Regions from separate parts of the Mus musculus genome. Here all the other regions are linked to region 2. A link is a loop called in an ENCODE intact Hi-C map of the cell type or tissue named here. Cell type or tissue: left cerebral cortex. All regions are shown on one strand. Region 1 overlaps Erc2 (ELKS/RAB6-interacting/CAST family member 2). Region 2 holds the start of Erc2 (ELKS/RAB6-interacting/CAST family member 2). Region 3 overlaps Erc2 (ELKS/RAB6-interacting/CAST family member 2). Region 4 overlaps Erc2 (ELKS/RAB6-interacting/CAST family member 2). Region 5 overlaps Erc2 (ELKS/RAB6-interacting/CAST family member 2).

Region 1 (5,000 bases), 120 kb after region 2:
CATCTGTGAAAGATTTTCTTAGCTGTCAAGTTATAGTTATCTTAGCTGTAAATGTAGTCAGAAGTCTGAGAAAGAATAACCAATCATCTATCAGTTATATATTATTTAAAAAATGACAGAGTTCAATAGCCAACAGTTCCCTGTGGGCTCCATGGTTTCCATGGCAACCTGAGGAGAGTCAGTGTGGCTTTCAAGCCCAGAAGACAGCAGGGCTTTTTCTCTGTGGAATGGATGCGTGTGACATGAGAAATGGCTTACCTTGGTTTAGCTAAGCCATTTGACTCAGGGTATCTAGTTTTGTTCACTGTGTTTCTCAGTAATTATCATATCACAATCTAGGCAGTATCTTGTAGCTATGTCCAAGACTTCTGAGACCTCGTGGGGTTAACTGTTAAAGGCTTTGGGAACTCTGTCATAATCTTAATAACTAGCAGACTTCTGACAGGATTGAGGGCTATATCGATTGGTTATAACTGAATAGAATTTAATGGCAGTAGTAAAAGAAACCATCGTCTATCAAGACAGGATAGAAATGAAAATCTTAAGTAACTTTGACAGGTTGTATAAGTAGAAAAAAAGCACTGCTGCATGGCTGGTGGGTCAGGGCATCCTGCACTGTGCCCGGTAGGTTGCGTGGCTCTGTGTCCAGTGGGTCGGAGCAGCGCCATGTTGAGGGCCCCACAGAGGTGGCATCGCATTGCGGACCCCATGGGAGCGGCTGAGGCAGAGGCAGTGCTGGGGCCAGCAGGTCAGGTTGGCTCTGCTGTGTGGTGGTGGACACAGGAGCAGCGAAGGTGTGTTTACTTTGACCGGGTGCAGGGTGGAACTTCCTACTTAGCAGCTAGAAGCTGTGGCCCAGTGCTTCAGGCTGTTGGAGTTCTCATGGGGTGGAGCAGAGGAAGCTCCTGAAGTAGGTGTTCTGTATCCCAGCATGCTATTCTCACTCTGAAGTGAACGGGAGCAGAGCTAGTGAGAAAATGCAAGAGCGGGGAGGGCAGCAGAGTCCCTGGCAAGGGGACTTTTCAGGTGGAAGCAAACTGCAAATAAGGGAGGGGAGGAGGAAGTTTATGCTTCAGGTCACTAGTGAGAAAATGCCAGTTTAGCAGCCATGTAGAGATATTGATTTCAGTTAACTGTGAATTAGACCAAGACATCCCAGTAAATAGGGACAAAGTGGCGAGTACTGACCTATGGCTGAGACACATGGGAGCTGGTTGGAGCCAGTGCTCCTGAGTCACAGAGAGCAGACTATCCAGGCCTGGCCTGGGATTCTTAGCTGTGAGAAAGAAACTGTCTCAAAAGGAGAAAGGAAAGTTTCACCTGAGGGAAAGAGTCCTAGAACGAGGGTCAGGGCAGCACAGGGGTAGCTCCAAGCTCCCCTGGGACCATGCAGATGGTTTCTCTGACCGGTGTTGTGTGTGGGGGAGTGTTGACCAGTTCTGAGCTATCAAGCATGGATCTCCATGTGATCACTGGGGTGGGATGCAAACCTGCAGAGTTTCTAAATCTGAGTCATGGCATTATATAATGTGCTTATAAAAAGATAAACAGAAAAGGGGTCATATGTCCTATGGGGCATAGTCAGGTATGGGGGAAGGGGGAGTCTCAGTGGGCCCATGCCAAGGCATCCCTTTCCCCTGAGGGACCAGCCACACAATGGTATAGTATAGAATAGAGTTTATTCAGGGATTAGGGAGGGGCATCAAGAGGGTAGTAGAGGCAGAGAGAGAGAGAGAGAGAGAGAGAGAGAGAGAGAGAGAGAGAGAGAGAGAGAGAAGTAGAGGAGAAGAGGCTGGGCATGAGCACTTGGAGAGAGGAGGGGGAATGACATGGGAAAGGGAAGGGGGAAGGGGGACAGGGGATAGGGAACAAGAAAGGAAGAACAAGAGGGCAAGAGAACAAGAGAGGGAGGAGGGGGCAAGCAACCCCTTTTATAGTGGGTCAGGGCTACCTGGCTGTTGCCAGGTAACTGTGGGGAGGAACTTAGACAGAGTGCTAACACCCACCCTTCTACCCCTCGACCTACTGAAATCTGTACAGATTTGACATAGGTTTATCTTAAGAGGTCTGTCTACTTTTGAAGTTTCTTGCAGGTGGCAAAAGTTTTAAGTTTGCACACACATACTATTTTATCTGGAAATCCGTTCATAATAAGCTATAAAGGAACCCATAGAAAATGTTTTATGCTTTATGAGTAAGAGCACAAAACCAAAGCTAACCAGCAAGTTTTGTCCTGTAGGTGTGAGTTTGGTGCCACCTTGTGGCCAACTGTCAGATGAGACACAACATTAAAGGAAACCGCACCCCAAGACAACTAATACTACTAAAATTATGCCCTGCAAATTAAACTAGAAGGATGGGAAGGGGGGTGGGGGTAAAGGAGGAGGAGGAAGAGTAGGAGCAGGGGGATGAGGAGGATGGGGAGGAGGAAGAGGAGGAGGAGGAAGAAGATGTCACTGTGGAAAACTGTGGGTGCTTGTGTCCACAATAAGCACCCATTTGCTTCCCAAAATTACAGAGCTAAACCTATCTAGTGTGAAAATGACTGAGGTTTTCTCTCCACAACATATGATCACACCATTATCTTCATTTGAGCGAAGCCTGTCAATATATATCTCTTGCATAATTATGTGTGTGTGTCCATGTGTGTAGTTGTGCATGCTCTGGCAGAGTGTGGAGGTCAGAGCACATTGCTGTGTATGCAGTTCTGTTCTCTGCTGTAGGCTGTGGAGTTGACCTTAGATCCACATTAGGCTTGTGGAGCAAGTGTCTTTGCCCTCCGAACTATCATACCAGCACCTGGATCTATCTTTTTAATGTTAATACGTAAGCTGTCTTTATGAGCATGGTAGACATATGAAAGTATGTCTACCATGTCTCCCCTTCTTCTGCAATATCTTTTAAGCCTTAGGCAGGGGTTATGTAATGGATGCATCAGTAGGAGTTGGGCATTACACAGTCAGCCATTCTCTACATTTGTACCGGTTTCTGATTTCTGTGATGGTCTCTGCTGCAAAAGGAAGCTGCTTTGTTGAAGGGTGAGAGTTACACTTCTCTCTCTCCATCTCTATATGTGTGCTGTGTTTGTGTGTGTGTGTGTGTGTGTGTGTGTGTGTACTTACATGTACCATATGCTTGTGGGGTCTGAGAACAACTCCAGGGAGATGGTGAGCTTTTTGTGTGAGTGTGCTGGGGCTAGAACACAGGGCCATGCAAGCACCAGGCAAGTGTTCTGCTGTTGAGCTACACCTCAGCCCTAAGCTATGACTTTTGACTTATTTTTGCACACTTTTATAACAGCCTCCAAGACATAGAGAATGAGCTTTTAGTTGTTTAAGTTTATTTATTATTGTTGCTTGTGTGAGTGTGTGTCGGCACACACATGTGGAGGCCAAAAGACAGCTTTTGGGAGTTGGTTTTCTTCTTCCACTTGGGTTTTCAGAAATCATACTCTGATGTCTGTCAGGCTTTCAGGACATGGATTTTTTTTTCTTGCTGAGCCTCTGAGCCTGGCTTAACTGTGCTTATTTTGCCCTAGGAAAGGATAGGTTAGAGGCTAGCTTAGGCCCAAACCCTGTGGTATTGTAGAAGATTCAGAACCTAGCTTTTGTAGGAGGACAGGTGTAAGACATGAACTTTGCTAAGCTGACGGGAGTTTTAGAGACTTGGTGTGCTGAAAGAGGGTGGAGACCAGAGATGGGGATGGAGAGAGAAAAAGAGAGTTGCAATGCAGCCAGCCAGTGCAGCAGACAAAGGAAAATCTCTATAAGTTTCCAAAAGATAAATTGGACCCTGAAAAGTCATCTCTCTGATTAAACTTTTCTAAAGGAGGTTCCTTCTACACACACACATCAAAGCCCAAATGCATTTAAGTGACTTTCTGATTCTCCAGGACCTGGTTCTGTGCCTTCTCTGATCAGACATACATTAATTACTCCAGCAACACCAAGTTGCTCTGGGCACAACCTCCCAATTTCTTTTGTAACTTTCCACTATAGTTCAAGCTATTCCTGTTACCTTGTCTATCCTCTTTCTCAGAGTCCTGTGCTTTTTAAAGGGCTCAGCTTAGGAGATGACCCGCAATATGCTTCTTGGTGCTTCCTTCCTATCCTCTAGTCTTGAGGGTGTGCACACTGCACACACCCATGATGCCTCATGATGATATGGATGCCTTAGACTTCCTTATTAAACAACACTATCCGGAAGAAGGAGTCCTGCATGCTAGTTTTCCTTTTGTTACTAGAATTCTGTGAATGATTTCATATATATCTGATCCTACCATAGCTGAGAAGGCCTGAATTGAGGCCAGTTTAGAAGATGGGGTTGGGGGGAAGGATCAGTGAGAGAAACAAGGCTTCTAAGCCTCCCTATGACATAACTGGTGTCTGTTCTCTGGGCACAAGGCACTATCCTCAGCCTTCCCCCATCAGCCTTATTTTGTCTCTGTGCACACTCACACCCCTTCCACGTGGTGAAACTCCCCGTTCCTTGTACAGCATCACAGTCAGAGGCAGAAAGGGCTTCTCTTCAGTCTCACAGAATGGTTTATAAAGGGAATGGTCTTGACTGTGTGGCTCTTGAACAGTTGCTGTCCTGGCACTTTGTGCATATTGCCTGGACTCATTTCCTTTCATTTTTTTTTTTTTTTGAGACAGGGTTTCTCTGTGTAGTCCTAGCTGTCCTGGAACTCACTCTGTGAACCAGTCTGGCCTCAAAATCACAGAGATCCCCCTGCCTCTGCCTCCTGAGTGCTGGGGTTGAAGGCATGCCACCTCTTCTTCTGTATATTCAAAGGTTAGAAAATTTTCTCCAGTCACACATGGAGCTGATACTATGAGCAGAGGTTCCTTTTTTGTGGGATGCTCTCCCCCCCCCATGCAGTTCTATATCTTATTAACATTTCTTTCTCTTCAGAGCCCAGAGTCAGTGTGTTCACTTAAACTGCTTACAAACCATGATAGATATTTTTGATACTCACTTATGCTACTTGTGGACCATTT
Region 2 (5,000 bases):
TCAGTTGAGAAAATGCCTCCATGAGATTCAGGTGTAGGGCATTTTCTCAATCAATGATCAGGATGGTTGGCTGCCTTTCCCTGTATGCTCCCACAGTTCCAGTACGTTGTTTCTTCTTAGGTGGTTGACGTTGCCTGCTTTTGATAAGTTGCCTTCACTAAAGTTTTTGAGGGGAGAGGCTCTGCACCCCAGGCCAAGAGTAGTTGCTAAATACATATTTGTTAAATGAATGAATAAATTTGTGGGAAAAAAAATCTGCTACAGAACAGTGTTCTCTGACACTGTTGGAGGAACAGCTATGATGGAGATCTGAGAAACCAAGAAAATAGAACAAAACAAACAAGACCATGGGGGCAAGAAGCAGGCAACAGGCTGACCTGAAGCTTCAACGCAAAAGCTGTACTGTGTTACACACTCTATGGAGCTAATTGATGGATCAGAACTTCAGTGATTGTGCAGAGCTGAAATGTTGTAGACCCAGAGTCAAATTACTTTGGATTGTCTTAGCATCCTAAATAGCCACTTAACTGCTCCCCTCTGCGTATGACCTGGCATCCTTGTTACTATTTGGGAAAATCCTCTTGTGTGCAGATGCCTAGCTTCCACAAATCCAAAAGCTAAAAATGTCATCAAATAACACCAAGACCTACAGCAGAGTTTTCTGTGCTTGGCTGTGAGCTTCCTACCTGAGGTTTCCTCTGATGCTTTTTGAAAAGTCTTTTGACTTGTAACTTTTTTTTGTTCTGTATCCATAAAAAACGTTATTAAAGTGTTACTGCATTGGAGCTGGAGTTTGGTATAACCTAAATTTGTGTTTCTAGGCCATGGCCACTCATAGTTCAGAATAAACTGTTACTTATTCTCTGTGAAGTGAGAGCTGTGTCTTTGGTATCGACAAGATTGTATTGTAATTTTCTGTCCAGTTGGGTAAGGGCTGCTTGTTAGCACTTGGCATGATGGGGTAGTGTGTCTGTGTACATATGTACATACATATATTTAGCATTAAATTACAAAAGGTTAGCTGGATGACATCTTTGAGTTCATTTAGTTTAGCTTTTAAAATCTTCAGATGGGAAACTAAGTCCCCAAAAGGATGAAGATGACATGTCTAAGAACTCTAAAATCTCAGTCCTTTGTTTTCTACATAAAATGACTATTTTTTTCCATTTTTTTCCTAAATCAAGGACCTACTTTAAAAAATAAAATCTGTTAGAAACCATGAGTCTTTGTGCGTGTGTGTGAAAACTATTCTTCGGCCTACATACATATAATGTTACCTTTTAAACACTCAAGGATTCTTATTTAGAACTTACAGGTCAATGGAATAGAGAGAATGAAGGCCATCAATAGTGACTGTTCAACATTGTATTTAAAAAAAAATCTATAAATGTGCCATCTTGGATATGTCACCTGGATTTTCTGAAAGATATTACCCATTTTACAGTTTTTGTGAGAGTGATTGAGAAAATGTAAGTGTAATGTGCACAGATATCTGCACATTGTGTGCCTGTGTGGGTGCACACACACTTAAAGCATGCTGTCACTGTGCTGTTAGTATTGTCACCTTGGCATGAACTCGAGTCACCTGGGAAGAGGGAACCTCAGCTGAGGACTGGCTTCTATCTGATTGGCTTTGTGGCAGCGGTTTTCTGATTGATGACTGATGTGGGAGGACCCAGCCCACAGTACCACCCCTGTACTCATGGTCTTGGCTGGGTTAAGTAAGAGAGCAAACTGAGCAAGCCAGGAGAGTAAGCCAGTAAGCAGTGCTCCTCCATGGCCTCAGCTTCAGCTCCTGCCTCCAGGTTCCTGCCTTGCACTCCTGCCCTGGCTTTGCTTGAGGATGGGCTGTGCAGTGGAAATGTAAGCCGACCCTTTCCCAAATTGGTTCTGGTCATTGTTTTTATCACAGCAACAGAGAAGCAAATTAGCACAGTCACATTTCAGAAACTACTCAGCATGAGGTATGTCAAGAATCTCAAAAGGGTTCTCACATGTAACACACCAGGTTGCCAAGGATCCATGTGGGACAGAACACAATAGATATAGTTTGGTTTTGTCCTTCAAGTACCAGGGTTAGGGGAATGGGCACTATTTGTTGGGGATGGAAAGAAGAGTATGAGCACCCGGAGGCCATGGAAAACCTTAAATGGTATGGCTATTAAAGGCAAAAACACTTAGGCTGCCAAAGGAAGGCATCCTCCTGTTCTCTGAGCAGTTAGCATATGAGGTCCTCCTTTTCAGGGTGGGAGGAAGGATTGTCCCCAGTCACTGTTCTTCCCTCTGCTCACCCCACTGCTGGATCAGGATCGCTTTATGTGTGAGCTTCCCAGCAGGAGCCACTCTTATGTGGCCACTGAAGTTGCTGGAAGCACACTCATCAGGGCATAAAGGAAATCGCTGCTGTTCTGGAATTGACTACTTACCTCTGTCGTTTCCATTTCCCTCCCTGGTGCCAAGTGGCAGCAGCAGGGGTTCAAGACTTCTTGTTGAGCGGAAGCTTTTGCCCGTGAAAACCTTGCACACTTTCTCATGCACTTTACCTGGAGCGGTGTGTGCTTGCGTGAACTCAGGGCCCATCTTTCTAATTTAAAAGGGAACCAGACGAGACACCTAATGCATCTGATGAACAGGAGCCTGAATTGCTCTCCTTTTCACTTTTCTATCTCGCTTTTCCTTGGGGGACAAGGAGGTGGCAATAAAGTAGATGTGTTGTGGAGTCATCCTTCTATGGACCTGCAAAGGAATGGATGGTCCTAGGGCATAGGAACCCTCACCCCAGTTCTCTAGGTTAACTTAAAAGGCAAGGGCTGTTTTTGTTCCCCAGAAGTGTCTGGCAGCTTTTGGAGGGGCTTCTGGGGGAGGATTGGGAGGTCAGGTGCTTCGGGCAGGAGGATGCCAGGAGGCGCTGCGGAGCGGGCGCGCACTCGACTCTCTGCTGCCCCCCGCGGAGGTGCCCAGGTCCCAGCCGCGGCCCCTCCAGGCTCCTCGGGAATGCTGGGAATGTGAGTCAGGGCCTGGGCGAGCGGCCGTGAGCGCGCGTGTCGGGACTGCGGCGGGCGCCGCCCCCTCGGCCCCGCCCGGCCCGGCCCCGGCGCTCGGCGCTGGCCGCGCTCCCCTCCACCTCCCCACCACCTCCCCGCGCTGCCCGCGCTCCACCGTCTCGCGCTCCTGATCGCTCCAGCTCCTCCCGGCCGCCCGACGCCGCAGCCACGCGAGGTTGTAAAAATCCATGTGGGACCGCGCCGGGGCGAGCATCGCTAAGGTGAGACGCCGACGCTGGGGGCCCCGGCTCCCTCGTGCGGGTCCCCGGCGCTCGTGGGCAGCTGCAATGCGTTATCGGGGGAGCTGAGGGGAGACGCAGCCGCCTTCCTCGGGGCTATTTCAGGCGGGGGAAGGGATGGGGCGGCCTAAGGGCGGATTTGCCTCTCTCTCTAAACCCCCGGATTGGAACAAGTGCACAGTTCCTCAGGCGCCCGCCCCGGGCCACCTCCCGCAGTCTCTCTCCCGTAGCCACCCTCACTGTCCTCTCCTTTCTTTTCTGCAGACGACCCCCCGCCCCCTTTGCTGACTACCTTGCCGGGAGGGGTGGGATGTTCACGAGGGTGGGGGTCTCTCAGAATCGGAAGCTGAATAAAGTGGAGAAGACAGGACCCCCCAGCCTCAGGGGTTGTGAGCCTGGCTGTCTGGGTGGGCTCCAGGGGAAAGGGGGGCGGGGAAGGGATGCAGGTTATAAAAAGAAAAATTCATGCCTGGGAAAATGAAGATGATTTACTGGGGAGGGGTAGGAGGTGGTGTATGAAAAAGGATACGATGTGAAATTAAACAGCATTCCTACCGATTCTCTCCCCACCTCCTAATTACACAAGGGGTACTTACAAGGAGGTACCTTTAAAAATTATTATTATTATTATTCCTGTATGAGCCTTTGAAAGATCATTTTTAGGACAGTGAAGAATAAGGGCTCTTTCGGTGTGTGAAAATCAAATAGTACCCACAAACTCTCCCCTGTTTAGCCCTACATAATTTATTTTGTAGTTAGGGGTCTTTCTCCTCCTTGCCAGAGGGAGGGTCCGCTCCCTTAGGAGAAGATCGATTTTAGGCGGCTACCTGCCTTTGCTGGATGAAAGACAATTTACTCCCAGAGCGGTGAATTGTCAGTTCTCTTCGTGACTGACAGCCGCACCTGCCACTTATGTGTATAGAATGGGACCGGTGGAACCCCAAGAGCCAATCAATGCTCGGGAGAGGAGGGCTGCTCCCACTTGTCTTGGTTAGTTTCCTGGTTGGCTCTTTAAATCAGTGGTTTTACTTAACCATTGGTTTCCACCAGGTAGGACTCCAGCTGTGAGAAGCAGAGAAGCGGGAAGCCAACTCCTCGACAATGGGCTTAGAAGCAAGTATGTTCAACCTGTGTTCTCCTCCTGTCTTTCCTGTCCGTCACTAGTTGTAGCTGTGGATGCCGAGGTCGTTGGCTTAAACATGAAATCAATCTGTATAAAGAGCGAAGCGGGCATGGGCTGGCTGCTGGGACGGCAGGTTGGAATGATCTACCTTTCCTTCAGAATCGCAGTCTTCTTTAGAAGAGATGCACTTACTGTTGAGCTATCTAGAGAAGGGTGTGGCTCGCCGTCTCCTGTGGTCACCCTACCCTTGTCCTTGTGAACTCACACTGTTTCTGAGTATGTAGTTTGGCTCTTACATCAGATTTGGTAGGTTTATAAGATGTTTTTGAACATGAATAGAGAGAATTCTTTTAGATTTGACAACTCATGGAAGTGAGGGCTGCCTGCTTCTCCTTTGCAAGATGTCATTTAGGATGGAGGTAGTGGTGGGGAAGAGGACTTTCTTATCTTCTCATGAGAGGCATCTTGTTGGTTTGCTTCTGAAATGTAATAAAAGCCTTTTGATAGTTTCTAGGAAAGGAGCTATGGTTTGTGAGACTTTCTTGGGTGGATAAATCAGTGACGAAGGACCAGGTCTTAACTTTGTACTAGCAA
Region 3 (5,000 bases), 110 kb after region 2:
TGATCACCCCTGCAGCACGTACACTGGGTTAACTTTTTAATGATGGCTTCTGTGAGGAACAAACAGAACAAGATACAGTTCAGGAAAACGAAGGAACCAGAGAAGCTAAGAGAAGGAATTTGGTAGTGCTCCCTCCACGACCCTGTGTGTGTGTGTGTGTGTGTGTGTGTGTGTGTGTGTGTGAGCGCGTGCACTCGTGCACACAGAGGGACAGTTCTGAGTCCCACCCAGAAACAGCTATGGTATTTGAGAGCAGACTTTGGGATTAAGTCAGGTTGAGAATTCTGTATTCCCCCTTTCTAGCATCCTTGTTTTTATATAAAGATCTCATTTATAAACTTAATGTTCTTGCCCCACCTCTGAGCCTGCCAGCATTGTTTCTCCCTCACCACACTGCACACACTTTTCTCTTCATTAAATGACCAAGGTCCCTCCTTGGTTTTCCCAGGAACGAACAGAATGTGGGTAGCACCAGTGTTTTATTTTCATGGATCCAGCTACATCTGTGAGCAACACTTGGCAGACTGCTTGCCCGTCCAGGGCTGTCTTCATACCCATATTCGTTGTAGGCTTATTGATAACAGCTAGGGTATAAAACCAACCTTAATGTCACTGAGCAGAGGGTAAGATGATGTACCATATTATTTGGCATTTTAAAAGAATGTAGTGCTGTCTTTTGGGACAACATGAAGGCATATATAGGTGTTGTACTAAATAAAATAATTCAGGAATAGGAAGACAAGTATTGGTTGGTATCACTTAAACATAGAATAAAAATAAAATAAAACACAATAAATTGAACTCATCTGTCATAGAATGACAGATAAGAAGCTGAAGAAAGGAGAAAAGGGGAAAGACAATGGCAAAGTACCTGTAAGAAGGCACAGTGTTTCAGTAAGACAAGAAGTGTGTGTGTGTGTGTGTGTGTGTGTGTGTGTGTGTGTGTGTGTGTGGTGTGGTGGACATGTGTGTACAAATGCATGAGATGGGCAAAGGTCAACTTTAGGTGTTCTATTGCTCAGATGTTGTCTGCTTTGGGTGTTTCGTTTTTTGTATTTCTTGTTTTTGTTTTTGTTTTGTTGTTGTTGTTTGTTGAGTTTTAGATAGGGTTAGCCACTGGGGCTGGCCAACTATGCCAAGCAGCCAGCCACAGCTATCTGTCTGTCTCTGTGTCATGCCTAGAATTTTACGTTTGTTCTGGGGCTCAAACTCAGGTATTCGTGCTTGCGTGGCATGGCTTTTACAGTATGAGCCATTTCCTCAGCCTCCAAAGATTAAGCTTTGAGGTTTATTCCACAGCAAGGAGACCTAAGAGTAAATTTTAGTGTGTTACCACAAAGGAATCAAGTGATAGATGTGCTCACGGGCTTATGTAGTCAGCAAGAAGAGCAGTAATGCAGAACATTGCACTCACTATGTAATGATTTACAGTTAGCATTGACAGCAAGAGCCAGAGGAATGGGGACTTCGCTGTGAGATTTCATTTGCTAGAAATGTCAGAGGCTATACCCGAGAAGTCTCAGAAATGTGGCCGCCTAAATAAGACCTGGACAAGGATGCTATCCATAGATATGCTAGTATGGAAGGAGAGATCTCAGCGGGCCTTGGCCTTAGACAAAGAACTACAGTCAGCTGAGAGCAGGAGTAGTCTCCCCAGGGAAGAGCCATCAGTTTGATTATCCAGTATCCAAGTGGTCAGCCCTGGAATCATACACACACCAGTAACATTATATGGACTGAGCAGGTTGTATTTATATAGTTACCAATACATGTATGCATGTACCAAAAATTAAACAAATAGAGGCCATAAATTTGAAAGCTTAGTGGGGTGGTGTATGTGTGTGTGTGTCTATGTGTGTGTATGTGTGTGTGTATGTGTGTGTGTATGTGTGTGTGTGTGTGTATAGGAAGGGTTGAAGGGAGAAAAAGGAAGGGCTAAAATGTTGTGATTATATTCTAATTTCCAAAACTAACACCTAGTCACCCCACACATACGCATACACTAGTTATTTAACAGAACAAATGCTTGTCTATCCAGCTAGCCTATACAGCTGGTACCTCTCTTCTTTTAGTGCTTTCTTTCCAGAGGCTCCCATCTGGGAGATAGATGTCCAATAAAGGCTGTTGAAAATGATTGAATGCATGCCAGTCTATATTCAGACATTGTTGTTTTCAAAGAATAAAAAGTGTGTTCTGTGGGTGTAGCATGGTGCTGCAAGTGGCCTTAGAGAGGATGAGCACACAGATTAGCATCTTGGTCCTTCTGCCTTCATCAGCTCAGCCAACAAGAACACCTGATGGACGAATACTAAACAGTGAAATGGGATGCAGCAGGCACCCATCATGGTGGAAAGAGTGACCTGCTGTCACGGTGAAATCTGTGGGGATAACCCAATTCTCAGTTTTTATTTGCTGGGAATTAGTGGTATGAGGGTGTGGCTTATGAGCCAAAAGACAGCAGAAGCTCAGGAGAGGGGCATAAGCGAAATCTATTTCCATAGTAACCCTATCTACAAACATACTCAGGAACGTTGGTGTCAGAGCCCACCTTTTATTAAAGGATGGCATGCTTCGTTTGTCACTCCTTGAGGTTTAAGTGCTGGGTTGGGGTGCAGAACTTCCCCTGACTTTTCTGAGAGATGCTGCAGTATTCATTGGAGACACAGTTTTAGGGTACTTGGTTACTGTGACTGAGAGCTTCACGCTCCACAGAGCACCTGAGGGCGTGTTGCTATCAGACTCTCTTGGGCTTGCCAGGGCTATGGAGGCCCAGTATACTCCAGAGCCGAAAGCCCCATGCAGCCAGTTTAACCTGGTCTGTAGACAGCCTCAGATACCTTGAGCCCTTTTCTTACATTTGTTTTCTTTTCTTTCTTTCGTTTTCTTTTCTACTTTATCCAGGAGATGTGAGCAATGAAATCCTGTTTATTTAGCAAATGCAAAAGGATATTTAGTTTAATGTGGTATTTAAAATACCCGTCTGTGTCTCTCTGTCTGTTTTTTCTAATAAGTCCTAGGAACACAGGCCTCTCTGGGTAGGAGCTTGAGATCATGCGTTGTGTTCTCAGGGGACAAAGAAATGTAAATTTCAAAAGAAAGGATTATTGAAAGAAGCCATCCTTTCTTTGTTGCTGTTGTTGAATTCTCTGGTCTAGTGTTATCCCATGTCTTCAGTATGCAAACAACAGAATTCGGAACGCTAAAGAGGACACAAGATTTTATGGCAGAAAGAAATTTACGATAAAAATATCAGAGCTTTACAATTTGAAACAAAAATGTAGGCAACTTTGTGTTGTGGTCTGAAGCTTCCTGCTTAAGTGAACATTTCTGTGTGTTTGCTGGATGCTAGACCCTTTCTTTCTTCTATGACTCTGTAGCCCCTTAGGGGAGGAAATCAAATTATTTAAAATTGAAATACTGCAATTTGTTAACTACTTAGAACTTACTATGTTGTAGGAATCCAAATCCCATGATTAACAGGACAAAGTCCCTTCTCTTGTCAAATTTACATTTGAATGGGAAATTATACTATGGAACTTCCAACTTCCTACTCTGTAGGAAGAATGAAAAGAGTACAAGAGAGGAATGGGGAGAGAGAGAGAGAGAGAGAGAGAGAGAGAGAGAGAGAGAGAGAGAGAGAGAGAGAGAGAAAGAGAGAGAGAGAGAGAACACATCAGAGCAGGGTCTGACCGTATTAGTCTCTTTTCTTTTACTATAACAAAACTTCTGAGACTAGGTAACATAAAATAAATAGATTTTACTAGTCTCTCCATTGCAATCACTAGAAAGTCCGAATATAATGATGCTGTTGGCTTGGTGAGGGCTCTTCCGGCTACATTAACAACATGGTAGATGGCAGCCATCATATTGGCGTCATATAGAAAAAGGGACAAGTATTCACATGGTATGACACACAGCAAGAGATGTGTAACTCCTTGGGGGTCTCACCAAAAATGGCATTTATCCCTTCTAAGAACATGTATTCCAATGACCTAATCACTTGTCCCTGGACCCCATACTGGGATCCAAGCTTCTAGCATATGACCATTTGGGGCTACACTGTGACCGTACTTAAACTACAGCATTGCTCAAAGCAGCAGTGACTGAGGCTCAATTCTGAACGAACTTGCCTAAGAGAGAGAAACATTCAGTCTGTGTTTCAATGGCATGGTCTGACAAGGTGTCACATGTCATGAAGTTGAGAGACAAATGGTGTGATCAGCCCTGGCTTGAGTCAGGGTAGGTGGCTGATTAGGCAAGATGAGGGACTCAAACATCCCGTGTAAATCCCCCTTCCATGGAGAGCTGATTCCTCATCAGTGAGGCTAAGAAGGTAGTCTACTTAAAACACCATTTCCTCCACACACAGATGAGAATTTCTAGTTCTTAACAATGTCTAGCCCCTGCTATTCAATTTTATATTCCACTGTGTTGGAAGAAGAGCAAGACCTAGAACATAGGATAAGAAACGAAGGGCTCCCATTTGGTCCGCTGTGGTGGTAGTCTTTCCCTGTGGAATGAACACCCTGGGTGTGGGACCAGCTTGATTCAGCTCCATGCTCATCTTAGTTCTGGATGAGCCGGGTGCTGTATGTGAATAATTCAGAAGGGAATGCTCATGGCTCCTTGGAAGCCTGCTGTTGTGGAATAAAATTTTAAATGGAAATTTCAAGTTTTCAGCACAGTAGCTGTCATATGGCAAGTGCCTAATGAATGGTACTTTCCTATTTGTTTTTGTTTGCTTGTTTGGTTGGTTTTGCCAACAACTACCTCACCAGGGGTATTTGTCATGGACTCTAACATTAACTCAATCATGCCATTCCTCTATTGAAATCTTGCCATTCTCAGTGCTTAGAGAGTAAGTGAAAAATCTAGAGAGAATTCTAGATTTTGTAATGGCCATAGTAGTGTTGCTGGGTTTCTGACCAGGGTAAGAAAAAGACTTGAAGCAGTTGAAAAATGGCCTGGCACATTTGAACTATAAGGTTTCTAGATCATTC
Region 4 (5,000 bases), 49 kb after region 2:
CTCTTTACTGTTCAAAAGTTGTCAAGAATGTTGGAGAGATGGCTTGAGTAGGTAAAGTGCTTGCATAAGGACCCTAGAATCCACATAAAAAAGCTGGGTGTGGGGTAGAAACCCCAACACTAGAGAAGCAAGTGGATCCCTGGGGCTCCCTGGCCAGCTGGCCTACCCTTCTGGGCAGTGGGAGAACTTGTCTAAAAAAATAAGGTCATTGTTCTCTTGGCTTCCACATGCCCCCCCCCCGTCCCCCCCCCCCACACCATTTGTGGAAGTAATTAAAAGTGTTCTCAGAGCACCTGAAAGTCAGTGCTGTTATAATATGACTTACATGTGCGGTTTTGATGGGGCACAGGGCTGAGATGTGACAGGTGAGGCAGAGAAGCAGATAGACAGAGAGGCTGGCGGGGCAGGGATCCTGGTACTCCCGTGGGTGCACTGGTGGGTGCATTCCAGTGCTGCTGAGGAAGCAGTCCACAGGCTTGCCCTGTGCTGACTAAGCACTGCCACTGCCTTGCTTGCTGGAGAGAGGAGCCACCAGCGTTTCCCTCAGGAGAAACTTTACAAGTAAAGGCTAATTTTACTTTCGCTGTTGATGGCATTTCTCAGCTATTCTAATTAGCCTCCTAATAGAAATGCTACAGAAATATATTCCATGCTCCCGAGAGAGCAGAGAGGGGAAAAGGTTGTTTTTAAGTAACCCAGAATAGGTTTTACCTGTGGATTCCAGACCCGCATGGTCCCTTCTCATGACTTTATGAAAGGGCAGACACCCTTGGCTTAGATTAAATGCCTGTCTCTACTTCATTGTCAACTTATAGACTCTGTGAGACACTCCCCAACTGCAAATAAATGATTTTAACAAGGCAAATGACAGTTGTATTAATGGGTTAAATGCTGTCTCTCCCTTTTTTCTAAGGAGTATTTTGTTAATTTATGGATCATATTTTGCTTTCTCCTTCAGTATTTAATTATGTATCCATATGTCCATCCCTCCTACTGTTCCTCCCTCCTTCCCTTCCTCCCTCTATCCATCCATCGCCTATCCATCCCTTCATTAAAATACCAATTCTGAATATAACATTTGCTTAGTAAATAGCTATTAAATGAAATACAAAACTGTGCACACCGCTAATGCCTTTTAAATTTCATTAGACTATGAGGCCTAGATCTAAAAGGTTAATACCATGCAAAAAGTCAAGGTTTAGGGTTTTCCTTTATTCCTTTTTAAGAGAAGATTGTTTTATTTTTAATTTATGAGTATGAGTGTTTTGCCTGCATGTATGTATATATGTGTTCCTGGTCCCTGTGGAAGCCAGAAAGGGCCTTTGAGTCCCTGAAAGTAGACTTATAGATTGTTGTGGGCTGCCATGTGTGTACTAGGAACTGAACCCTGGTCTTCTATAAGATCAGTCAGTGCTCGTGACCACTGAGTCATCTCTCTAACAGCCTGATTTTCTTGAATATGGACAAGAGATTATTGTTTTGAGTCTAGTAGGTGGGACCTCCCTTAGGTAGGACATAATCTCTCTGGGTTCCTGTAGTTCATCCCTTGGTTGACATACATAGTTTTAGATTTAAGGTGAAATAAGAACATTTCTGAATCCAAGAGTTGGTAAGATATAGACTGTGTTAGAATCATGGCTTGCATCAGGACAGACCACACCAGGCCAAAGCAGTTCCATGTGGCAGAGGTTTATTGTGGGGGAAAAGAGCAAAGGTGGCCACCAAGAAGGGGTGGGAGAGAGGTCAGAGGAGTCTGCCTTTTATTTGGATAGTGACATAGCCGCTCGCAGGTAGCAGTGGGAGGTGGGAGGTGAGCCAAGTGGATTCTGGGAATTCGTATAGGATGCCACAGCTGCAGATGTTCGGATCTCTGTCACTGAGGTGTGCTGTCACTGGGTTCAGAGCTGATCCTGATACCAACCTAGATAATGATGTGCTCGCACAGTCTGGAGTAAGAACCCTGACTCCACACGTATGTGTGTGCAATAGCAGCTTAAGGACTCTTTGGTCTCACAGAGTTTAGGAGCCACTCATGCAGGTCTGAAGAATGGGATCAGAGATGAGTAAGGCATACCAGGTATTGGTTAATTCTAAGAAGCTGAGACATGATCCTGGCGGGTGGTTCCTGGCTGGTGCCTGGCTGGGAGTGAGAAGGATAAAAGGCTGGAGAGCCAAGGGAGAGATAGCTCATATTAAGAATTCAGTGTAGACAAAGGTGCCACCTTCTTATGCTAAGAAGGCAGATGCCTTCTGTGCAGAGCTTGCTTTGCAAGAGGGAAGTTAACTGCCTTTGTTTTACTGATGACTGGAATCTGTACAGCTGTTTGTGACTCTTGAACTTCCTAGCAAAGCACAGGCAGATACAGCTGCAATGAGCTCAGCATCCCGGGCCTGCCTCTTCTAAGGACATTGCTCATTTCAATGGTACTTAGCTTCATCCCAGCGGCTGCTTCCAGTTTCATGTTGGGTACATGTGACCATGCAATGTTTGCACGTGTGTGTGTCTACTTATCTCTGTATGTGTTTAAGCTCAATGTTACGACTTGAGCAGGCTAACCACTATAAGTGACAGTTAATTGTCTTGGAGGAAGGATTTCCCAAGGCAGTTCCTTGCCATTCTCAAGTCTGAATCCCATTTAGAAGAAGTCTGTTAGAAATGTCTCTGCAGTGGAAGGTGCTTGCTTACTTTATAAGGAGCATTATTCTTTGACCACAGTGTAGTTTATTGTACACATTTCCATCAGAAAGTAATCTAAGGCCGGGTGTGGTGGTGCATGCCTTTAATCCCAGCACTTGGGAGGCAAAGGCAGGTGGATTTCTGAGTTTGAGGCCAGCCTGGTCTACAAAGTGAGTTCCAGGACAACCAAGGCTACACAGAGAAACCCTGTCTCAAAAAAACAAAAAAACAAAAAAACAAAAAAAAGAAGAAGAATCTGTTTGTTAGGGGTTTACATAGGTTGTTGGTGACTGAATTCTATTGTTCCCTTCTCCCCTCCTCAGTGCCTGTGCAGGAGAATATACAGTTAAAGAGGTCAAAGGGCAGATGGGATCTGACTGTGTTGATGTATGTGTTGATGTACACTTATGCCTGCCTCTACGCAAGATTCTTCAGTTGGGTGTGAGAACTTGCTTCCACATCTACCCTGATCCCACGGTGGTAATATCTGTTCTGTTGGAAACCCTGTAGTCTCCACACTCAGAGAGAACTTGGGGATAAAGAGGGATGGTGGCTTTGGTGTCTTACCATACTGATCCCAGAAATGTGTGGGTAGAGGAGGGTTGGTAGGGCCCTGTCCTCTGAGGCTAGAAAGTGGGGTGATAGGTGTGCTTCCTGGGGAAGCACTGTTGCTACTGGAATGAAGGAAGATGGAATCTTGGATCTGGCTTGTCCTGTTGGGGCTCCATGCAAAAGGATGGGGGCGTAGAGAACAGTTGTGAGCTACCTGCACCATGACGATCTTATCCTGCATATCCTGATAAATGTCTCTGTATTTGGGAAGGAATACTAGATACTCCTTTCGGGGCAGCAACAAGGAGTGATTAAGGGGGACAAGGGGTTGACTAGAGCCTCACAAGAAACTAAGAAATGGGACCTGTCATTCATTCTACAGCTAAGCCCTACTAACATGTCTGTCACTTTTTCCTAAGCCTGGCCAGGGTCCTGACTTCATAGCATTATTTCTTAATAGCTAAATAGGTATTTGAATAGAATAATAGTAAGACCTAACACTTATTGATAACTTGCTACATGCCAGCCATATATATTGACTCATTTGTTACTTGTGATAGCATCACTAGATAGGTGTGGTTTTTGTTCCCTCTTGATGAAAAAACTGAAGGGGCCATATAGGTCGCTGGGAAATGGTAGACTGCTGAGGAAATACTAGGAGTTGAGGCCTTGTCAAAGGAAGTGTGTCACTAGTGAGAGACTTTAAAAGCCCATCACATTCCCAATTAGCTCTCTGTCTGACTCATAGTTGTCGTATCCACAGGTTACGTTCCAGCCCCATTTCTCTCTTTCTGCCATGGTGGTCATGGACTCTAACCCTCTGGAACCTTGAGCTCCCATGATTTCTGTCTTGAGTTGCCTCGGTCATGGTATTTTGTCACACCAATGGAAAAGTAACTAAGACAACATGAAAGGGAAAGAGGAGTTGGGTGCCCAAGACATGTTCTACAGGCCTTTTAGAAATCAGAGTTGCTCCTTTAGCCACACACATACAGATCTATAGGAAGGGTAATACTGAAGACCTCAAGGGAAAGGCACTGCTTGAAAAGGAATGTCCATGAATGTTACCATGGTGAAACTGGAAGAATGTTACCCAGTGTGCTGTTGGCATTGTTATAAACAAGCAAGTCGAGGGCAGAGAGCCTTGCCAAGAGAATCAGTGTGTGTATTGAGCATAGTAAGCACTCAGAGCTGAGATAGCTTCTTAAAATGCCTGAAGGAAAATGTACTTGATCTTGGCCAGATGGCTGGGAAGAAATCCTGAAGGAAGATGATCAGAAAAAGAAGGAAGCCAAAGAGAAAGACTTTAAGGTTCAATTGTAGTGCTGCCTGCTCTACAACTCTGAGAAGCTGTGTGCAGGATCCTGTAACCTGTCCCTTAGGAAATCATGCCATAAGAGATGTAAACACCCAACAGCTGACAGTAAGAACTCTCTCCAAACAACCCATCCCCAAGCTCTGGTAGAAAGCCCTGGGTCCATAAAGTTGATGAACATTACTGGGCTCCAATCTTCTCCTTTGTAAAAATGGACCAAAAGTGATATTATAGGGTTACCAAGTGAGCTATTGTGTTAGTGCTTAGAACAAGGCTGTGTGCTGGCTGTGGTCTCCAGCCCTTCTATTTGGAAGTCAAGTGTATGTCTATGATTTTAATAGAGAAGGGAGTTTTGAAGAGACATGTTTGAAACATGGCAAGAAACAGCCCACAAGAAGACTATTTTTTTCTATCCTATTTTAAATTAGGATGTCCAAATGTGTCTGAGATGTGAGG
Region 5 (5,000 bases), 99 kb after region 2:
CAGTTAATAACACATTCTGAAGCTGTTTCGCATAGGCAGAGCCTGGGAAGAGTAGGTGGGCCAGTTTGTCTGTCTGTCTGTTTGTCTGTCTGTCTGTTTTGAGACAGGTCTTCTTCATGAAGCCCTGGCTGTCCTGGACTTGCTTTGTAGACCAGGCTGGCCTTGAATTCACAGAGCTCCACCTGCCTCTGCCTCCTGTGTGCTGGGATCAAAGGTGTGCACAACCATGCCAGATCAGTGGGCCACATTTTATAAGCCATGCTTAAGCATTTAGATTTTATTGGATAGGCAGCAAGAGTAGTAAACTTCCCTCCCTCCCTCCCTCCCTCCCTCCCTCCCTCCCTCCCTCCCTCCCTCTGCCCTTCCCTTCTTCTTTCTTCCTCCTCACCTCTCCCACCATTGCTCCTTTCTCTTCCTTCCCTCCTTTTCGATTTTCTCTTCCCTTTCCCCATTTCCTCTTTTCTCTCAGTAGGAGATAGATTGTTCAGGTTGGATCTTGACTTACAAGATCTTGACTTCCTGAGCTCTCTTGATAGCTGGGCTTTTAAGCTCTTCCTGTGCCAGTGGGAAGACATCTTCCTTCCTGCCCAGGTGGTATGTGTAACATCCATAGAGTTTGGGGGAGAAACTGATTGCTGGCTCTGCAGTCCACCATGGGAGCAACATGACATGTTATTCTGAGGATAACAAGACAAGTGAGTTCTTATGGCAGGCAGAATTGTTCCCTGGGTTGTACTTTGGCTTCCATGCCCCTCATATATTACGTGTGATGCATCTTTTTATGAAAAGTTCACAAAATTTTCCCTGTGAGCATGATCTTCATAGTTACAGAGATGTTAAAGTCAGAACATAATTCAGGGATAGAATTGTAAGTCTTTAAGTTAGAAATGATGGTAGAGTACTTTATCTAATTGACAAATATGATGTTAATTGTATATCATACTTTGTAATTTATATAATTGTCATGGTTATGCTCAACTTATGTTTGAGAGAAGAGCCTTTTTTTTTATTGGACAGAAGAAGTGAGATGTTGGAAATTGATCCTAATGCTTTGTCTTAATTCAGCTCTCAAAATCCATGCTTCCAGATGCTGTCCCCAGCTGGCTTTGATTGATAATAAAGAATTGCCATACAGCCAATGGCTAGGTGGGAAGACAGAGGTAGGTGCAGGCTAGGGACTGAGGGTGAAGGAGAGAGAGAGAGACAGAGACAGAGAGAGACAAAGAGAGATAGAGACAGACAGAGACAGACAGACAGAGAGACAGAGAGAATCACCATGATAGGGGAATAGAGAGATCAGACTTAAAGGCCAGCTGGCACGTAAGATTCTGGGGAAGCCACTCCCTCACTTGGGTCTGGGTAACCAAAGATAAAAAGTAAATTTAGAAAATGTGAACTCAGGAATATCAGAGGGGAGTGTGTGCTAGCCGCAGGGAAGTTTAGAAGTGCCCAGCCATTGAGCTAATTAGACATATTAAAAATTAAACTGCTCGCTCTGTGTGTGTGTGTGTGTGTGTGTGTGTGTGTGTGTGTGTGTGTTTGTCTTTCATTTGAGACTCCAGAGAGCTCTGGCGGGTGGTTAGGAGCACAACCCAACAAGGGTTCAGTTCAGGTTAACTATTCACTCCTACAGATGGGAACTCTCTATTGGCTACATAGGCTGGCTCGGCAGCCACTGTCTGCCCTTAGGATGGCTCTCCTTTGTTTTAAGGATAGAGAATAATTTAAAATTACAATTACTATGTGTGTCTGTCTGTCTGTCTGTCTGTGTGTTGTGTGTGTTTGTGTGTGAGTATATTGGGAGTTGGTTCTCTATTCCATCATGGGAGTCCAAGAATAAAACTCAGGTTCATGAGGCTTGGTGACAAATGCCTTTGGCTATTCAATGGTTTTGCAAACCCCACTTCTTTTTATAGTTGCTTTTGTTTCCATTTACATCCTACTTACATTTATAGATATGTGTATGTGCTACCACATTCATGTATAGGTTAAAGAACAACTTGTGGGATGGGTTATCTTCATCCACCTCATGATCAGTTTGGCTGCTTTACTTCTTGGTGTCTTGCCCTGGATTCTATTAACCTCAGCTGCTCATGAAATTTACTGTGCTGGTGATGCTGCTGCCTCCTCCTCCTCCTCCTCCTCCTCCTCCTCCTCCTCCTCCTCCTCCTCCTCCTTCTCCTCCTCCTCCTCCTCCTCTTCTCCTTCCTCCTCCTCCTCCTCCTCCTCCTCTCTTCTTCTTCTTCCTTTTCCTTTTCCTCTTCCTCCCCCTCCCCCCTCTCCTCCTCCTCCTCTCTTCTTCTTCTTCTTCTTCTTCTTCTTCTTCTTCTTCTTCTTCTTCTTCTTCTTCTTCTTCTTCTTCTTCTTCTTCCTTTTCCTCTTCCCCTTCCTCATCCTCGTCCTCCTCCTCCTCCTTCTGGTGATGTTACTTTAATTTTCCTATCTCTTAGCTGTGTTCTTGAAGCAAATTGTCAAGCCTTGAGCATCTCTATGTGGATTCAATTGGTCTCTCTTAGAGGCCTTGAGCTGACCTTTCTTTCATCTTTGAAGCTTTTTCTCATTTCTCTTACTGGCTCAGAGAGCATACCTGTTTTCAGCTGGGTGTCCTAAATGGTGGTGACTCTAAGGTACTGTTTTTGCATGTGAGCAATGTTGACTTGTTGGACCTCTTTCAAGCAGGCATCATCTTTTCTTCCACATGGTTGAGGTTTGAGTTGTTATCTTTGTCTGCCTGGACTCCCCCGCCCCACCTACAAGCTTTTCAGACCATCTGGCGGAACTTCTTACCTTTCTTTTCTAGACTGTCCTGTGGCATCAGCTGCCTTCACAGTCTCTGTCAGCCCATAGATTGCCTATAGAGTCCCTCTCATGCTACATAGCATGCTTGATGATACTTCCCCATTCAGCTCCATGTTCTCTGTAGATCTGCTCTATTTCTCTCATGATTCAGCCATATACAGTCATACAGCCCACCCTCCTCCCTCAGCGCAGGAGGATCCTTCCTGTCCTCAAGCTGCCATCTGCCCATTTCCCTCTTTCTTGCCCATTCTATCCTTGAGTTTGCATTTACAATTTACATCGCATCTTCTGTGACCCACTTTCTCCTACACCTTCCCCCTTGGTACTTCCACCATGTTGATGTCAGCTTTGGAGAACACAGCTCCCCATTTTATTACTATGGCTCTTGCCTTCTTGTCCCACAAAACTATGTTCCTCGAGAGATGCACGAATGCTAGTCTTGATGTACAAGACCCCACATCTGTCTCAGAACTTGGAGATGTGGAAGAGATGATTAAAAAGACTTGTTACCATGAGATAGGTTTCAAATCCAGACATTATTTACCAGCTGTTTGGGCCTGAACATGTCATTTCCCTCTATAATGTCTTGATCTATGAAGTGGAAGTAGAATATGTACTTTGCCTGTTGGTTCCAGATATTAAACTGCATTGAACAGTTAATAGAACCTCTTACCCAGAGCAGCAGTGTAGTGTGTGAGATCAGGTAGTTCTGGTATTTGGTCATTTCCCCTGAAGCCCTAGTCTTTTAAGTATTTTTCTGAATATTGTCTTTTTTCCCCACTCTCCTCTCTGAATTGTGTATTCTTGGCATGGGTAAAAAGGCTTGATGTAGGAAGGTTTGGTGTAGGAGGGTGACAAAAAGTGGAAAAGGAGAAAGGAAATTGAGAAAGTGCCTTCATTGGGCAGCAGAGCTCTAATTTTACCTCGGCAGTTGTTGTGTGATAGACTCCCCTGTCTAGCTCCAGGCACCAGTCCTGGCGATGAAACAGTGGAGTTTTTAAGCAAACAAACCAGATTTTGCACGGTGTACATTTTTGCAAATTCATGCACCCATGTTGAAGTAAATTTCTACCAAGTAAGTTAGCCAGTTGTCAAAATGTCACTTTAGACCATTCACTGTTTCTGGTAATTTTATTATTCAACTTTTCTGTTGAGCTCTTCATTCAGAACCAAATGGTCTCCAGCATCAGCTTATGGTAACAGATTAACATTAATAACAATGGTAATAATGAACTCAATAGGTAGTGAGTCTCTATGAGGAATCACACTGAATATTATTTCACTCTCATGGTAAAGTCAGGGAACAAATGTCATCTTTCTATATTACCAAGGGAATCAGGGCTTAGAGGAGCTTGCCCATCCTCATTTACCAGGTGGGAATGTTGACAGGTAAAACAAAAAGTCTGACTTGAAGCCTCATAATAATATAGGATAATAAAATAAAGTGTGTATTACATCTTTTTTAAGGATGTAGTTGCCTTTTGAAATTCAAGCTACACATGACCAACCTGATAGTTGTAATAGCTGTAAGATTCTAACTATACTGACTATGTAAGCTAGATTAAAATAATGCTTTTCTTTTGTCCAGTACCTCATGTCAAGAAAGTAACACTGTAGGTAATTCCCATAAGTTATGTGACAGTGCCTCTCTCACCTTATGATAATTATTCAGAATTTAAAGAATCTTTATGCAAAATAAAACAATAGAGAAGAGGCCAGTTATTCCATTGTGTTTTGTCTATTATTAAAATACATCAGAGGAGGAGGCGGAGGAGACTATTGGATGGATCACTTTAGAAATATCATTTTCTTTAATCAAGAACCGGTGGCACCATCAGGTTTGTTCGAGAGGAACTTGAGGATCAGAGAGGTTCAAGTTCACTCCAATATCATGCTAGCTAAGGCCCAGCACCAAACCTCACCCATATGATGCCAATTCAGAGGGAGAAGAGTATCCTGAGGGAGAAGAGCATCCTGAGGGAGAAGAGCATCCTGAGGGAGAAGAGCATCCCGAGGGAGAAGAGCATCGATTCTGTGGTCAGGATCTGCTGCTCTCTCCTCTTTTCTCCGTAGTCTACAGCAGAGTTTACCTTTATCCATTTATTTTCAAAATTGGGGCAGAGGGGCCAGGCATGGTGACGCATGCCTTTAATCCCAGCACTCGGGAGGCAGAGGCAGGTGGATTTCTGAGTTTGAGGACA

The links. A loop is a pair of places that touch in the nucleus more often than their neighbours do. Peaks named below come from ENCODE experiments on the same cell type or tissue, not always from the same donor. Only the 100,000 strongest peaks of a DNase experiment are listed, where the experiment ranks them.
Region 1: it touches region 2 in a loop (2.2-fold over the local background); 3 of 42 quality-filtered maps call a loop at or near these places.
Region 3: a loop joins it to region 2, with 2.5 times the contacts of the local background. A loop is called at or near these places in 4 of 42 quality-filtered maps.
Region 4: it touches region 2 in a loop (2.3-fold over the local background); 2 of 42 quality-filtered maps call a loop at or near these places.
Region 5: it touches region 2 in a loop (2.2-fold over the local background); 3 of 42 quality-filtered maps call a loop at or near these places.

Annotation. Positions count from the first base shown.
Region 1 is chr14:27,739,466-27,744,465 of GRCm38, forward strand. All of the region lies in intron 2 of Erc2 (ELKS/RAB6-interacting/CAST family member 2), which reads left to right. Among named protein-coding and RNA genes, the nearest start is that of Gm45645, 99 kb to the right of the region's middle. In left cerebral cortex, a CTCF peak has its summit at 2,243 (motif pointing left); DNase peaks (open chromatin) are centred at 182, 825, 2,249 and 4,460; H3K27ac peaks cover 399 bases.
Region 2 is chr14:27,619,350-27,624,349 of GRCm38, forward strand. It overlaps Erc2 (ELKS/RAB6-interacting/CAST family member 2), which reads left to right and starts at 3,058. Exons shown (of 20, transcript NM_001347497.1): 1 at 3,058-3,265. In left cerebral cortex, a CTCF peak has its summit at 2,934; DNase peaks (open chromatin) are centred at 2,965, 3,338 and 4,221; H3K4me3 peaks cover 2,373 bases; H3K27ac peaks cover 1,955 bases.
Region 3 is chr14:27,731,382-27,736,381 of GRCm38, forward strand. All of the region lies in intron 2 of Erc2 (ELKS/RAB6-interacting/CAST family member 2), which reads left to right. Among named protein-coding and RNA genes, the nearest start is that of Gm45645, 110 kb to the right of the region's middle. In left cerebral cortex, no CTCF peak of the experiment used is centred here; a DNase peak (open chromatin) is centred at 2,151.
Region 4 is chr14:27,667,880-27,672,879 of GRCm38, forward strand. All of the region lies in intron 2 of Erc2 (ELKS/RAB6-interacting/CAST family member 2), which reads left to right. Among named protein-coding and RNA genes, the nearest start is that of Erc2, 48 kb to the left of the region's middle. In left cerebral cortex, no CTCF peak of the experiment used is centred here; DNase peaks (open chromatin) are centred at 465, 2,096 and 4,430; H3K27ac peaks cover 1,000 bases.
Region 5 is chr14:27,718,265-27,723,264 of GRCm38, forward strand. The region is part of intron 2 of Erc2 (ELKS/RAB6-interacting/CAST family member 2); the gene reads left to right. Among named protein-coding and RNA genes, the nearest start is that of Erc2, 98 kb to the left of the region's middle. In left cerebral cortex, no CTCF peak of the experiment used is centred here; DNase peaks (open chromatin) are centred at 2,924 and 3,698; H3K27ac peaks cover 524 bases.